2 separate regions of the Homo sapiens genome follow, and region 2 is linked to region 1. A link is an interaction called in ENCODE POLR2A ChIA-PET data of the cell type or tissue named here. Cell type or tissue: PC-9. All regions are shown on one strand. Each heading gives the region's core, and the rest is flanking DNA. Links, peaks and the distances in the headings are about the cores only. Region 1 overlaps HK3 (hexokinase 3). Region 2 overlaps UNC5A (unc-5 netrin receptor A).

Region 1 (6,699 bases), core at 1-2,500:
TGGGGTAAGGAGGTGAAGAAACTAGAAGCAGAGCTATCAGTTTAGGAGGCTGTTGTAATAATCAGGCCGGAGGATGGTCTGGTGCAGTGTGTGGGAATGGGGAGGAGGGGATGCAGAGGAGAGCTCTTAGAGAGCCTGAGATCCAATTGCATAGAGGAGGTGAGGGTGAGGGATGCGCGCAGGCAGCCCGAACGGCCGTGTGAGTGAGCACACTTCGATGTCTCCAGTCAAGGTGGAGAACAGAAGAGCTTTGTGGGGGTAAGGTGATGGAAAAATGAGTATGGCTTTGTTGAATTTGAGGAGCTTCTCCACCATCCAGATAGTGATGTCTAACAGACCACTGGGATTTAGGATTTGGCTGAGGCCAAAGGTAGATTTGGGAGCCCTGACACAGCTATTAATGAAACCTTGGGAATGGGCGAGATAAAGGGAGTGTAGAGGGAGGGCATGACCGAAACTTGGGAACCCCATTGTCTGAAGGAACAGAAATTACTGATGAAGACTACGAGAGACTCAGGAAGGAGACCTAGGAGAGACTGGCCGTGAAAGCCAAGGACAGGGGGAATTCTGTAGCAAAGAGAATGACTACTGGCTTTGCATGCCTGAGAGAGGGCAGCAGAGGTGGGGACTGAGGAAAAGGCTTGGGATTGGGCAGTTAGGAGGTCACCAGTGACCACGTGGAGGGCAAATTAGTGAGCATAGTGGGAGTAGGCAAGGAGGGGAGTGTAGGGGTGGGAAGGTACTATATTTCCAGAAGTTCTGCTGTTGCAAGGAAGGGAGGTAAAGTGACTCAGTGGACAGATGTCTCTTCCCATATTGGGCCCTCTGCTGTGTTTCCCTTTTCCCCCACCCCTAAAGAGCACCTGACTCACTGAGGGCTCCCTTGGGACTATGGAAACAGCAATACCACCTCCAGCTCGGATGAGCGAAGTATCTGACATTTCTACAGTTCCTTACAGTGTGCAAAGGACCACTAACTCCTTTAATCCTCACAAGAACTGAGCTTTTCATGTTATAGAGGAAATGGAGAATCATAGAGTTTCAGTTCAGATTCAACTACATAAATCTGAATGCACATCTGAGCAAGTTCCTTTGCTCTCGTGATCTCATTTGCCCCACACAACCCTTTGATACATGTTGGTCCCATTTCACAGATGAAAAGCCTGGAGGTTGAGATGGGGTGCAGCTGCCTTGTGGAGAGCAGGGTTCCCACCTCTGAGTACAGGGCTCTTTCTGCTCTGCATCACTTCACTGTTAAAACCCACCTGATGTTTATGTTGCACACTACATCTCATAAAGCATTTCCCCAGGTGTTATTCTATTTAGTGCTCACAACAACCTTGTGAGGGTAGATATTATTTCCTCCTGTTTTATGGATGGAAGCTGAAATTCAAAGAAGTCATAAATGACGTCCAAGGTCAGGTCACTAGTGGAACCCCTTTCTGAAGCACAGATCCACCCCTGTCCATGACCCCTGTTGCCTTCAGGATGAAATTCATGTGCCTTAGCCTGGCACAATGGCTGTCCCTTTTCCAGCCTGCCTGCTTCTCTGGCAGGTCTTTGGTTCCCTCTTTGTTCCAAGCCTCTAGCATGTCCCTGACCTCCCAACCACAGCAGCATGTCCATCTATTACATGTGGCCATCTTGCTCACTGCCTGTGCTAATCATACTGTGATTGTTGATGAGACTGTGAGGTCCCTGAGGGCAGGGCCTAGGTCTGCTTCATCTGTACCACAACGTCCAGCATAGCAGGCATCAGGAACTGGTGAATGTCAATGAATGACAGAATTAACGAATGGCATTTGGACTGAAATCAGCCTTTCCAGTGCTCTCTCATTAGACATGCTTGTGAAAAACAAGGGCCTTCTGGTTGACTGCTACAGGATCTTTGATGGTTGGAGGTTCTGAATTCTGCTCCCAGCTTCCTTCCTGGTCCCCTTCAGAAGGAAGGAAGTTGGTCTGGGTTACAGACTCCTAGGGCCTATAGAGTAAATGGTTGACCCAGGTTGTCCCTTTTCTCCCATAGGTGGCCACCTTCCACTGTGGAAGCTCATGGACTCCATTGGGTCTTCAGGGTTGCGGCAGGGGGAAGAAACCCTGAGTTGCTCTGAGGAGGGCTTGCCCGGGCCCTCAGACAGCTCAGAGCTGGTAAGTTCAGCACTGGGTTCCTGTTTCATGCTTGTCTAAGGCCTTCAAGAGCAGCGTGACTGAAGCTGCCATGGGGCCCTGGGCTCTCACCCATGCAGCCCCTTTCCACTGAGCTTTTCATATCTGAGCTGGTAACGATCTCCTTTCATGCTCCAAACAACTGCAAGGTTGGGCTGATCATCTTACAGGTGATGAAGAGGGATATAGAGAAGTGTTATGACTTGAGTTTAAGACATGACAGGAGCTTGAGCTGAGGTGTTTCAGCTCCAAACATGTCATTTTTGCCACCTTGCCACACAGGTGCCGCTCCCGCCCCAAGTGGGTGACACAGTCTAGAGTGGACTTTCTCAGGGTTATCTGGTCAAAAGTTGTGTTCTTGAGACCTTTCCTTTCCCGCCTCTCCAGTTCCTCCTGCATGTCTCCCTCAATGTAGCCGCTACAATCAGGCACACAGACGATTTTAGTGCCAAACTCATGCCTGAGGCTTGCTCAGAAGTGAGTTTCTTCTTTTTCTGTCATCTTGACCAAGATTTAGAAGCTGTCTCATACCACACCCTTGAGCAGGAAACTCTTGTGTAAGCCATTTCATATCTCTTAGTCTCTGTTTCCTCATCAGTAAAATGGAGGAAAATAAAGTCTAATCCTCCCCACCCCCTGAAGGCTAATGGAGATAAAGGACTTGCCTATGGCCGGGCGCGGTGGCTCACGCCTGTAATCCCAGCACTTTGGGAGGCCGAGGCAGGTGGATCACCTGAGGTCAAGAGTTCAAGACCAGTCTGGTCAACATGGTGAAACCCCGTCTCTACTAAAAATACAAAATTAGCCGGCATGGTGGCACATGCCTGTAATCCCAGCTACTTGGGAGGCTGAGGCAGGAGAATCGCTCGAACCCGGGAGGCAGAGGTTGCAGTGAGCCAAAATTGTGGCAGTGCACTCCAGCCTGGGCAACAAGAGCAAAACTCCATCTCAAAAAAAAAAAAAAAAAAAGTCCGGGCGCAGTGGCTCAGGCCTGTAATCCCAGCACTTTGGGAGGCCGAGGTGAGCGGACCACAAGGTCAGGAGATCAAGACCATCCTGGCTAACACGGTGAAACCCTGTCTGTACTAAAAAATACAAAAAATTAGCTGGGCATGGTGGCAGGCGCCTGTAGTCCCAGCCACTCGGGAGGCCGAGGCAGGAGAATGGTGTGAACCCGGGAGGCAGAGCTTGCAGTGAGCCAAGATCGTACCACTGCACTCCAGCCTGGGTGACAGAGCGAGACTCTGTCAAAAAAAAAAAAAAAAAAAGGACTTGCATAGAGGAGGTGCCCACTAAAGGGTACTTGAGTCATTCTCTGCAGTTTCTTTAGTTTTCTGGCATATTCTGACATCCACTTGACTAGGCTTGTTGCCCAGATTGTGGAGGCATTACCCCTCGCTGCATTTCATGCTCCCACTTCCCCCTTGTCCAACCTGTACCCCAGACCCTGCTGCAGACAGTTCTTCTGTGCCTGACCCACAGCCGTGCCTCAGGAGTGACAGCGGTGGCTGGGCCACAGTGCCTGCCCAGCCAGGACTGGCTCTAGGGCCTGCTGTCATCTCCTCCCTCGCTTCTTGCCCCTCCCTGATGACACTCCTGTGCAGGCCCACATCTGCCCTGCTGGCTCCATCACATACACCTGCGGTTGAAAGAATCCCTTTCGGCTTTGGGGGACTTCACAGGGACACCAAATTTCCCATGGTCCTGGACCCCCAACTCAGCACCACAGGCCTTACCCTGTGCTCCCCTTGCCATGACCTTAGGTTGAAAAAAGTTAGTTAACCACGTGTGGCCAGTTCCCAGTACCATCTCAGAGGCCCTTCCCCACCCCTTCCACCAGGCTTCTCTTTGTCATCAGAGAGGGTATGGAGTCAGGCTCTCCAGGCTGGGTGTGCTTTGTGCTCTGAGGACAGGGAATCCGTGTTCCACTGAGCATCTCCTATGTGTGACACTGTTCCTCCACTTCAGGTTTGCTGTCGTCTCAGTCCTCATGGCATCTCTGAGAAGTAGGTACTATTGTTCCTGCTAGATAGAGGGGTTGCTTGCTCAGAGAGGTGAGGTGATGGGCCCAGGCCAGCAACACAGCAAGTTGGTGACAAGAGCCAGTGTTGAAACCACATTGGACTTCACATGCTCTCTAATGCCTTTCTCCTTGCTCTTCTGTCTGAGGTCTCTCCCTGCTCTTCCTGGGGTGTCAGGGGTGGCTCCGATAGCTTCTCCTGGCTTGTGTGTGCCTCACCAGGATCTGCCAGGGAAGTCCTTCTGTCTTTCTTGCAGTTCTGCTGTCTTCTAGTCTCTCCTCCCGAACATCTCAATATGCCCAAGAGGAAAAGGAAGAAAAACAATTTGCCCAAGCCATTGACTTCTCCGTGACTCTACTGTTTTCATGAAGCAATACTAAAACGCCCCTCCCATCCCAATGGCACTTGGCACTTCCACATACATTACAGCCTTTAATTCTTATGCCACCACAACCATCCAATCAACAAATCCTGCTTCCAGCTGGTGCTCCTCGTGGCCCTCAGATGTAGCCTTGAGCAAGACATAGTCCCTGGCATTGGGGGACTTCCAAGTACTATTATTTTCTCAGTTTTGCACGAAGAGGTGACTGAGGCTCAGAGAGAGGTGTGACTTTCCCAGGACTGCAGAGCCAGAAAAAGGGAGTGCGAGGACTCAGCTGTAAGTTTTCTCAAGCCGGATCATCTGGGGTTTCTTTCCAGCAACTTTCATCAGCCTTGAGTTCTTTTCAAGGGAACTTTCTAGGTTTTATAAAGCTTCACATTGACATAGAAACATCTCTGCATTCAGGTAGATATGGGTTCAAATTCTCCCCTGCCCCTTCACAGCTGCTTGGCCCTGCAGATGACTTGCCCTCTCGGAGTCTCCGTTTCCATATTTCTAACACTTGGGCAGCTGGGGCTCAGAGGGGCAAGGCTGAGACCCCGCCTGTCCTGCAGCTCTTTGACTTTGCTGCCCACTGCCTGAGTTCCTGGATGTGCAGCCTGTGAGCAAACAGGGTCTGCAGCTTGGCTTCAGCTTCTCTTTCCCTTGTCACCAGATAGGCCTGGTCAGGGTGAGATAGAGTGGGCATGGGCACCCCTAGCAGGCATGGCTGCTGGAAGCATGTGCTGTAAGGCAAACGTGTAAGTGGACATCTGGCACCCCAGTTAGGATGATTCGCCTTCTTAGGGATCTGTTTCCCATTCTCTTCCTAAAGCAAGAGGTGGGACTGAGTTGTCCTTATCTCCCTCAACTGGCAGCTTCTCCTCCCAGCCTCTCCTCCCTGGAGCGGCCTTATTATCCAGGTGCCTGAGTTGTTATTCCAAAGATAAGTGTCCAGTTTGGGGCAATAGGTCATTGAAATGGAACTCCTGTGTGACAGGAAGTGGGGGCTTTGGAAAGTCTGAGCCTGAGGAGGATGGAGTTGCCAGGCTGTGACCCTTCAATGAATCCAGGGAGGCTGTTGGGGCTTCTTTGAAGGATGGGTGAGAGAGTCATCTAGGGGAGGGTATTTGCTCACAGGGATGAGGTCCCTGGGGCTCTTAAGCTACTGGGCTTCTGGTGGAGTGACAGCCTGGGGTGTCCTGGCTTCTGCCTTCCCTGCCTTCTCACCTGCCCCTTCAGACTCCGATCCACTCCCGGATCAGTCTTCTCCAAATCCATCCCCTTGCTCTTCCCCTGGATCTTCGAATGGCTTGTTCCCTTCCTTCATTTAGATCACCTCCTCAGGGAAACCCTCTTGAACTCATATCTAAAAATACCTCTTTCTACCCTGGTCACTCTCTAATTTCTTATCCTGCCCCCCTACGTTTAATAGCCACCATCACTACTGGAACCAAATTGTATGTTCACGTGCTTAATTTCTGTCTCCCACCCTGGAATCTAAAGCATTTGTTGCTTCTTGGGTGGTTATGTGTGTGCGGTGCTTAGAATACAGCTGGGTGCATAGTGAGGGCTGGAGCAATGTTTTGGGAAGGATGACTGACTGAAAAAAGGACCATCCTCTGCAGTGTGGTCTCCAAATGCTCTCGTGCTGGGCTTTTTCAGGCTTCAGAGTCTGAGAGTGGATTAGGAGAGGGAAACACTTGAAGTTTGTTCGTGCATTTGTTTATTCTCTTGTTCGTTCAACAACAACTCACTGAGAGACTCTTGCTGTGGGTCCTGGGGAGCCAGAGAGCAATCATTAGTGGTATGGCAGGAAGAAGGTCTTGCCAAACCCTGAATTCAAAGAAGAGGAGGGGTAGGGTAGAGGATGTAAGAAATTGAGAAGGAGCCGTGAGGTAATGGGGCAGGAGGAGGAAGAAGGTGGGTTCTCTTTCCAGGACAGAGCCTTCTGAGGATGCCAGAGCTGGGTGCAGGCTGTTGGCAAGAGAGTCAGGGTGTATGAAGAGCCGAGGAGTGGGCTGGGCAGGGCAGGCCTCTGCCTTGTTTGGAGGTGGGGAGTCTGGCCAGCCCAATGGTGCTCCTTCCCAGATGTTGGCCTGTTTCTCCCCAGGTGCAGGAGTGCCTGCAGCAGTTCAAGGTGACAAGGGC
Region 2 (9,338 bases), core at 1,341-3,840, 66 kb after region 1:
ATAAAAAAAGAGGCTGTGTGACTGAGCTAATGAGTGCAGCCACAAAGGGCAGAGACTCATGGGCTATGCTTGAACCTGTCAGGGAGAGGAAGCTGGGGTCCTGCAGGTGCCTAGGGAGGCCCCACCTGAGTCCCAGGCCATGGCCTAAAGATTGTGGGCTGGCGTGGACTGGATAAAGAACATGTGGTACATATATACCATGGAATACTAAACAGCCATAAAAAAGAATGAAATCATGTCCTTTGCTCCACATGGATGCAGCCGGAGGCCATTATCCTAAGTGAATTAATGCCGGAAGAGAAAACCATGTTCTCACTTAAGTGGGAGCTAAATATTGAGTACACATGGACACACAGAGGGAAACAACAGACACAGGGCTTACTTGAGGGTGGAGGGTGGGAGGAGGGTGAGGACGGAAAAACTACCCATCAGGCACTGTCCTCACTACCTAGGCGACTAAATCACTTGTATGCCAAACCCCAGCACACACAATGCACCCATGTAACAATCCTGCACACGCACCACCTTGAACCTAAAGTAAAAGTTGGAAGGAAAAAAAGATTCTGAGTTGGGTTCCTCTCAACTCCAACTTGGCCTCGGCCTGAGAGGGTCTTGCTGTTTCCTGACCTTGGCCAGCTACCTGCATCCTGGGTTTGAGAGTGGCTACCACACGTGCCAGTCCTGTGTGTGGCACTGGGGAGGGAATGGAGGATTTAAGAAGGCATGAGCCTCCTTTCGTTCCTCCTCTGCCCAAGGGCTGACCAAGCCCTGGCCATCCAGTTCTGTCCCTGCCTCCACCTCTGCCTGTCATGGCCTCGTCAGTCCTCATTTGGAGGACTCATCTGGAGATCATCTGGAGTCCTCATTTGGAGATCACTCGAGTACCAACGGCTCCCTCTTGCCCAACCAGCTTCAGCTTGCCACTGCCATCCTTCTAAAACTCAGATCTGAGTCCACTGCTTTCCTGATTGAAAATCTTCAGCAGCTCCCTACCATCCCTAGAATGGCTCAACACCCCTTGGTGTGCCATGAAGGGCCTTGTATAAGGTGGACCCAACTTAGCTTCCCAACCTGAGCTTCCTCCACCATTACATGGTCATAGCAGCAGCGGCAGCTGAGGGGTCCTGTGTTCTCACCACACACCACACAGGGCCTTCTCTGATCCTCTCATCCTAGAGGCTAGGTGACTGCTGTCCCCATCCTTCAGATGTGGAAAGTGAGGCATGATTCAAGCAGATAAGTGACTTGCTCCAGGGTGAACAGCAATAGAAGCAAAAAGAATTACTACGAGAGCTAGCTTGGATCAGGCGTGGACTTTGCTCCTGCCATTGTCCTAAGCATTTCACAACTGTCACCCCATTAAGTCCTCACTCCAGCCCTGTGAAATCAGACTGCCAGCCAAACACCTGACTTCTCCACAGCTCATTTACTGCATCTCTAAAACGGGAGCATAATAACGGCACCTCCTCCAAACTCTGCATTGAGGCTTCAGTGAGAAAGTGTGAGGCCAGGCATGGTGGCGCACGCCTGCAATCCCAGCACTTTGGGAGGCTGAGCTGGGTGGATCACCTGAAGTCAGGAGTTCGAGACCAGCCTGGCCGACATGGTGAAACCCCGTCTCTAATAAAAATACAAAAATTAGCCAGGCGTGGTTGCAGGCACCTGTAGTCCCAGCTACTCGGGAGGATGAGGCATGAGAATCACTTGAGCCAGGTAGGTGGAGGTTGCAGAGAGCCGAGATTGCACCACAGCACTCCAGCCTGGGCAACAGAGTGAGACTCTGTCTCAAAAAAAAAAAAAAAAAAAAAAAAAAAAAGAGAGAGAGAAAGTGTGTGAAAGTGAAAGTGCTTAGGAGAAAATAAGGTTGGTACCTGAGGAGGGACCAGCTTGAGTGGGCTTTGGGAAGATGGTGGGTACAGCAGTGGGGATGGGTGGGTTGAGAGCAGACAGATGAGGACTTCAGTCAGGAAGCAGCGGCCAGGGGTCAGCTCTGGGAGGTGGAGGTGGGCAGGAGACGAGGAGACAGGTGTGAGGTCACTGTGCTTATGGGGAAGCCCCGCTCTGGGCACTGCAGGAGGGTCCAAGGTGGTGCACAGCAGAGCCGAGTGGTGGCGAGAGGGCCTGTCAGGGAAAACCAGCCCAGCCCACGGCTAGGCCCCTTCCATGGGGCAGAAAGAGGGGCCAGCCCAAGGCTTGCCTTCCTAAGGAATGGAGCCCCCAGGTCACACCTGGATGCGTGCTGGCCTTGAGCATTCCTGCGCAGAGAAGGCCAGTATCCCCGCTGTGTTGGGTAAAATGTGATGAACAAAAGGGGTGCCAGGTCCCTGGCATTGGAGCCCTGGCCCCAGGGACAGGGAGAGGGGCCCTGGGGGTTCCATACAGCTGCCTGGAGTTACCAGCTGCAGCCCCATAAATCGAGCCCTGGCCCGGGCTGGCAGTCCATTAACATGAAAGATTTTATCACACTTTACAACCTCCCTGTCTTGTATGGCGACAGCAGGTAATTAAAACAATAATTGTTTTCTGATGTTGCTTCTGCAGAACGATAAAAGCTTCTAGTTATTTTCCTTTCACTGGGGTAGGTGAGGGAGGGGTTTGACCCGAGGCACGGAGGTGGGGGGTGGGGCAACAGAAGGATGAGGAACGGGCTTCTGTGTGGCCACCACAGAGCGAGGCTGCAGGAACTGGGCAAAGGCCTGATCACCTCCCATCTCACACACACACACACCAGCACACACACACGCCGGCACATACACACAGGCCAGCACACACACACCCACACACACGCCGGCACATACACACACGCCAGCACATACACCCACACACACACCAGCGCACACACACACGCCAGCACACACACATGCCAGCACATACATGCCAGCGCACACACACGCACACACACATGCCAGCACACACACGCCAGTACACACACACCTACACACACGCCAGCGCACACACACCAGCACACCCACACATACATGCCAGCACACACACGCGCCAGTGCACACACATGCCAGCACACACTCCCACACACACCAGCACACACACACAAATGCACACGCCAGCGCACACACACACACGCCAGCGCACACACACACCAGCATGCACACACCAGCACGCGCACACACACACACACACACCAGGACACATGCACATGCACACACACCAACACCCACACACACACATGCCAGCACACAGCAGCACACACATACGCCGGCACACACACACCAGCACACACACACGCACAACACACACACACACATGCCAGCACACAGCAGCACACACACGCACTGGCACACACACACCAGCACACACACGCACAACACACACACACATGCCAGCATACAAGCAGGCGCACACCGCACCCATGCCCCATGGAGGCACATCCTCCAGCCCAGGCTTTAGCGCACTGTGAGCTGCTCTGGAGAGGGCCACCCTGCTTGGGAGCTCCTGGGAAGGGAGTAGAGGGTCCCCAGCCAAGACGACTGGCAACAGCTGAGACCTGGCGGAGGTGGTCTGTCTGAAGGCCTAGGGAGCCCCTTAGAGCGGTTCTCATGGCACCCAGAGAGGAAGGTGACAGGGACAGGCTTTAAAGAGTAAAAGTTTTGTGACTAGCCTGTCCAACATGGCAAAACCCCATCTCTATTAAAAATACAAAAATTAGCTGGGCATGGTGGCACACCCCTTTAATCCCAGCTACTCGGGAGGCCAAGGTGGGAGAATTGCTTGAACCAGAGAGGTGGAGGTTGCAGTGAGCCGAGATCACGCCACTGTACTCCAGTGTGGGAGACAGAACAAGATTCCATCTCAAAAAAAAAAAGGAGCAGTGATGTGGAAGTGAGAGGGTTGGAGGCCTGTGGTAATGAACCAGCCCCGTGGTAATGAACTTGTACTTCCCAGGTGTAGAGAAGCCTGGCACACCCAAGGTGGCCTGCCTGGGGACTTGAGGGACTGATTCAGGGATGATAGGATGCCCAATATGGCAAGGGAGTCTTCTGTGCCCCGTGAACAATCATCCACCTTCCCTCCCATTGATCCATCCATCCATATATCTACTTGTCTATCTACCCATCCATCCACCTCCCACCCATCCACCCACCCATCCATCCACCTACTTTATCCATCCATCCATCCATCCATCTTTCATACGTCCACCCATCCATCCAACCACCCATCCATCCACCCATCCACCCACTTTATCCATCCATCCACCCACCCAACCATCCACCCACCCACCCAACCATCCACCCACTTTATCCATCCATCCATCCATCCATCCATCCATTCATCTTTCATACATCCACCCATCCATCCACCCATCCACCCACTTTATCCATCCATCCATCCATCCATCCATCCATCCATCCATCCATATTTCATACATCCATTCATCCATCCACCCATCCACCCACTTTATCCATCCATCCATCCAGCCACCCATCCATCCACCCATCCATCCATCCATCCATCTTTCATACATCCACCCATCCATCCAACCATCCATCCATCCATCCATCCATCCATCCATCCATCCATCCATCCATCTTTCTTTCTTTTTTTTTTTTTTTTTGAGATGGAGTCTCGCTCTGTTGCCCAGGCTGGAGTGCAGCAGCGCGATCTCCGCTCACTGCAATGTCAGCCTCCCAGGTTCAGTTCAATTGATTCTCCTGCCTCAGCCTCCTGAGTGGCTGGAATTACAGGCGCACCACCACACCTGTCTAATTTTTGTATTTTTAGTAGAGATGGGGTTTTACCATGTTGGTCAGGCTGGTCTCGAACTCTTGACCTTGTGGTCCGCCCACCTCGGCCTCCCAAAGTGCTGGAATTACAGGCATGAGCCACCGCGCCCAGCCCCCATCCATCTTTCATACCTCCACCCATCCACCCATCCACCCATCCACCCAGCCATCCAATCACCCATCCATCCATCCATGAACGAGCAGTGAGCATGAGCAGGCCATAGTCCCTGCCCTCAAGAAGCGTGTGTTTTAACTGGGGGTGGTACAGAACATAAACAAGTAAGTAAGTCAAGAAAGTCATCTCCAATGTGGATAAACGCCATGAAGAAGCTAAAGCAGAGAGTGACAGGCTGCTACTTGAGGTTGGAGGCCCAGGGGGAACCTCGCTGAGGAGGCGATATTTGAGTGAGGCCAAACAACCCAGGGAAGCCAGGGGAAGATGGGGGGGCTGAGGCTTCTGGGCCTCCGTGCCCTCAAGGGACTCTTGGGTCCCCTGATTCCTACTCCCTGGTCCTGCCACCTCCAGCCCCATGCCCAGGAAGCGCAGGGTGGGCACAGGTGGGTGTGGAGTGGTGACTCCCCACACTGATGCCATGAGTGACATCACACTCGGGGCTCCCTCACCCCCACTGCCCCCCAGGTCTGCAGCAAATCACCCTGATGCTTTAAAACAAATACCTCTTAATCACTAAAAATTGAAATGATTTCATGTGAAAATGTTAATGTATTCGGAATCACAGCCGCGCACTGCGTCTGACAAATTAGCACCCAGCCTGCCGCATTGTTTGTAGCCGCATTTATCCTGGTGACAAGACACACACACAAAACGGCAGCACAGAGGGGCAGAGAGGGCAGCTCCTGGCTGGGGGTGGGTGTGGAGGAGGGGGAAGGAGGACAAAAGGGGGCTTGCAGAGGGAAACAGGGTCCACAGGGTCCGAGAGGGCTGAGAGAGGCCCAGACCCGCTCTGACCCTACAGCTAGCTGCACCTCTGGGGGCTCCCAGCTGCTTGGTCTCCTCTCCGGTCCTCTGTTGCCAATCTTGAACCACGAGACCTACACCAGGCTAACCTGGTGGCCACGCACAGATTCAGGCACCAGCAAAGCAGGAGCACCAAGACATGAGAAAAATGTTTGCAAGAATTTAACACTTCAAATATAAGAATCAGGACATGGAGAAACTGGAACCCTCGTTATTGCTAGTGAGAATGTAAAATGGTGCAGTTGTTAAGGAAAATAGTTTGGCAGTTCCTCAGGAAGTTCAACATAGTTACCGTATGACCCAGCAATTCCACTCCTAGGTGTATGCCCAACAGAACTGAAAACAGGTCTTTAAACAGATACTTGTACCCAAATGTTCAAAACAGCTTATTCAGTCGCCAAAAGGTAGAAACGACCCAAATGTCTACCAATGGGTGAATGGATAAACCAAATGTGGTCCATCCATACAATGAAATATTATTTAACCACAAAAAGGAATGAAGGCTGGGCATGGTGGCTCACACCTGTAATCCCAGCACTTTGGGAGGCCGAGGTGGGTGGATTATTTGAGGTCAAGAGTTTGAGATCAGCCTGGCCAACATGGTGAAACCCCGTCCCTACTAAAAATACAAAAATTGGCTGGGCGTGGTGGTGCATGCCTGTAATCCCAGCTACTCGGGAGGCTGAGGCAGGAGAATCGCTTGAACCTGGGAGGCGGAGGTTGCAGTGAGCCAATATTGTGCCACTGCACTCCAGCCTGGGCGACAGAGTAAGGCTCTGTCTCAAAAAAAAAAAAAAAAAAAAAGGAATGAAGCAGTGATGCATGCTTTCATGCTACAACACGGATGAACCTGGAGCACATTATGCTAAGCGAAAGAGGCCAGGCACAGAGGACCACAAATTACATGATTCCATTTACATGAAATATCATAATAGACAAGTCCGTAGAGACAGAAAGCAAGTTGCTGTTTGCCAGGGGCTGGGGCAAGGGGAGAATGGGGAGTGACTGCTTAATGGGGTCTCCTTTGTTCTGATGAAAATGTTTGGGCCGGGCGCGGTGGCTCACGCCTGTATTCCCAGCACTTTGGGAGGCCGAGACGGGCAGATCACGAGGTCAGGAGATAGAGACCATCCTGGCAAACACAGTGAAATCCCGTCTCTACCAAAAATACAAAAAATAGCTGGGCATGGTGGCGGGCGCCTGTAGTCCCAGCTACTCGGGAGGCTGAGGCAGGAGAATGGCGTGAACCCGGGAGATGGAGCTTGCAGAGAGCCGAGATCGTGCCACTGCACTCCAGCCTGGGCAACAGAGCAAGACTGTCTCAAAAAAAAAAAAAAAAAAAAAAAAGTTTGGAAACTAGATAGAAGTGATGGTCGCATAACATTGTGAATGTACTCAATGCCAATGAATTGTGCACTTAAAACGGTTAATTTTATGTTACGTGAATTTCACCTTGATTAAAAAATGGCAAAGAAGAATTAAAAAAATGGAAAGAAAAAATATATATGCATCAAAGTCCAACTTCATCGGTTGGACTAAGCTCATTTTACCAGTTACTGTTTGATCCTGGGGTTGCTGAGGCCTGCGAAGGGTGGAAGTAGCCTGCCTGGCCTGCTCCCTGCGCCCTCCCATGGCTTCTACCCTTGCCCCTGTCCCAGGCCTCAGGATCCGCTCCATGATAGCCCAGGCCCAGTCATTCTTCCCATTTCATAGATGGGGCAGAAGAGTGTATCTGGCCTGGGCTTGTGCTGTAGCAGCAGAGCAGGTCTGGGAGCCAGGCCCCCTCCGACCAGCTAACCCTAGCAAATGTGCCCTCAGCCCCTCCTGCTGTGCGTCTCTGGAAGCAGAGGTGGCTTCTATGCATGTATAAATGAACACAGACACAAGTCATCACACCTCTCCTCACCCAGCTCCACATTCCCTGTGACCAGACCAGAGTAGGCCCTTTGCTGCACCCGCAGCCTGCTCCTTCTGTCATTCAGGTCTCAGTTCAAGTGTCACCTCTTCCAGGACTGTCCTGTCTCACTGGCTACCCAGCATGCCCCTGCTTCCAGCTCCCTCATGGTCACACGGCCCTCATGCTCATCTGTGGCACCTGACGCCGGGCCTGGCGCCAGCAGGTGCTCAATAAATGTTTATTTAATGGCTCAGGTGCCATTGTCACCTAGCTTTGTCCCTCAGCCCATCCCCTCTGCTTCTCTTAAAAGCTTTATGAGGCTCTGGACCTTCTGCCCATTTTGCTGCCATGGAGCTGGGGCTGGCACCTAGCTCTGCCATGGTAGCTGTGGGATGTGGGCACGTCACTCACCTCTGAGCTACCCATCGAGAGCTTTCGTGCAAGTACATCGCCAGTGCTCAGCAAGTATGCTTGTCCTGCCCTCGCCCCCCTTTCCCAAGTTTCTCCCTGAAACCTTCACTGCATCCTGTGCCTTTTCTACCTGGTATCCTTCCATGCTCTGCAGATTCCAAATGGCCTCTGTGTCCTGTCTGTCTACACTGTTCACACTGTCCCAGTTCACTCCTGCTGCTTCTGAGCACAGCGTCCTCCGGCCGCTCTCCCTGCCTCCTCCCAGCGTGTCCTCCAGGCCTCATCGGCGGGTCCTTCGCCAAAGCCTTCCTCAAGGCTGCCTCCCCTCCTGCTCAAAACCTTACACACACTCCTGGGCCCCTACTGCTCTCTCCCGGGCCCCCTTTTGGCTTCCTCAAAATTGTCCCCTGAATCCTCCTTTCCACCCCAGCCATGGCCATTCCCTAATCATCCTCTTTGAATGGGATTCGAGCTCATGCATGTCGGTGATCAGCTCCTTATGAAAGGGTCTCTCAACTCCACTTCCCACCCTTATTGCATCTGAAAGTGCCACTCCCAGTTTCCAATTATCTTTTAGATGTTTCCACCTGACTATCCTCCACCACTTCAAACTGAACAGGCGAAATCTAAGGCCCCAAATGCAGACTCCAAGAGCTGGGAGGGAGGGAAGGAGAGGGATGGCCCTGCCCATGGCCTCAGTACCTGACACCCACCAAGCACTGTGCACAGGGTGGGGAGACGCAGCCTTGGTGTGCACGGGAGCGGGGGTGAGTGGCAAAGAGAGGGCAGTGCGCAGGCACTGGGGGTGCATGGGGTGGGGGATACGGAGTGGTGAGAGTGCCTGGGACAGAGAGTACACAAGGTAGGGGGTACACAGAGCAGGGGGCACACAGGTGGTGGGGGTGCACAGGGCAGGGAGTGCACAGGCACTGGGGGTGCATGGGCATGGAGGCACCTAGCAGTAGGGGGTGTTCATCTGCCAAAGTGGCATCCAGGTTCCAGCCCCAGCCACCCAGGAAAATGGGCTTGCTGGGCCCAGCCCAGATCTTTTGCTTTTTCAAGAGAAGCCTGACATTTGGATTTTTATGTGAATTCTCTCTCTTTCTCTCTTTTTTTTTTAGAATGTTCTATCTGCCGCGTGGGGGCTAAATGCCCTGCCTGCTGCCACCTTGCTACCTCTGGGTGGGCGCTTTGCTCACATCATCATCTTTCTCCTAAGATCCTCGGTCAGGCCCCTTTCAGGTGCAGGACACAGAAACCCAACTCACACGGGCGTTAAAGCGGGAAGTTTGTGGATCTAGGGCCAGGAAGG

The links. ChIA-PET counts read pairs that join two places held together with the same protein. Peaks named below come from ENCODE experiments on the same cell type or tissue, not always from the same donor. Only the 100,000 strongest peaks of a DNase experiment are listed, where the experiment ranks them.
Region 2: POLR2A ChIA-PET joins it to region 1 with 17 read pairs; 3 of 35 experiments call an interaction of 5 or more read pairs at or near these places.

Annotation. Positions count from the first base shown.
Region 1 is chr5:176,891,513-176,898,211 of GRCh38, reverse strand. HK3 (hexokinase 3) reads left to right here. Exons shown (of 19, transcript NM_002115.3): 2 at 2,027-2,148; 3 at 6,662-6,699. The coding sequence starts at 2,053. Among named protein-coding and RNA genes, the nearest start is that of HK3, 4.5 kb to the left of the region's middle. In PC-9, for the core only: no CTCF peak of the experiment used is centred there; no DNase peak of the experiment used is centred there.
Region 2 is chr5:176,824,364-176,833,701 of GRCh38, reverse strand. The region is part of intron 1 of UNC5A (unc-5 netrin receptor A); the gene reads right to left. Among named protein-coding and RNA genes, the nearest start is that of UNC5A, 18 kb to the right of the region's middle. RefSeq lists an enhancer at 2,544-3,500. In PC-9, for the core only: no CTCF peak of the experiment used is centred there; no DNase peak of the experiment used is centred there.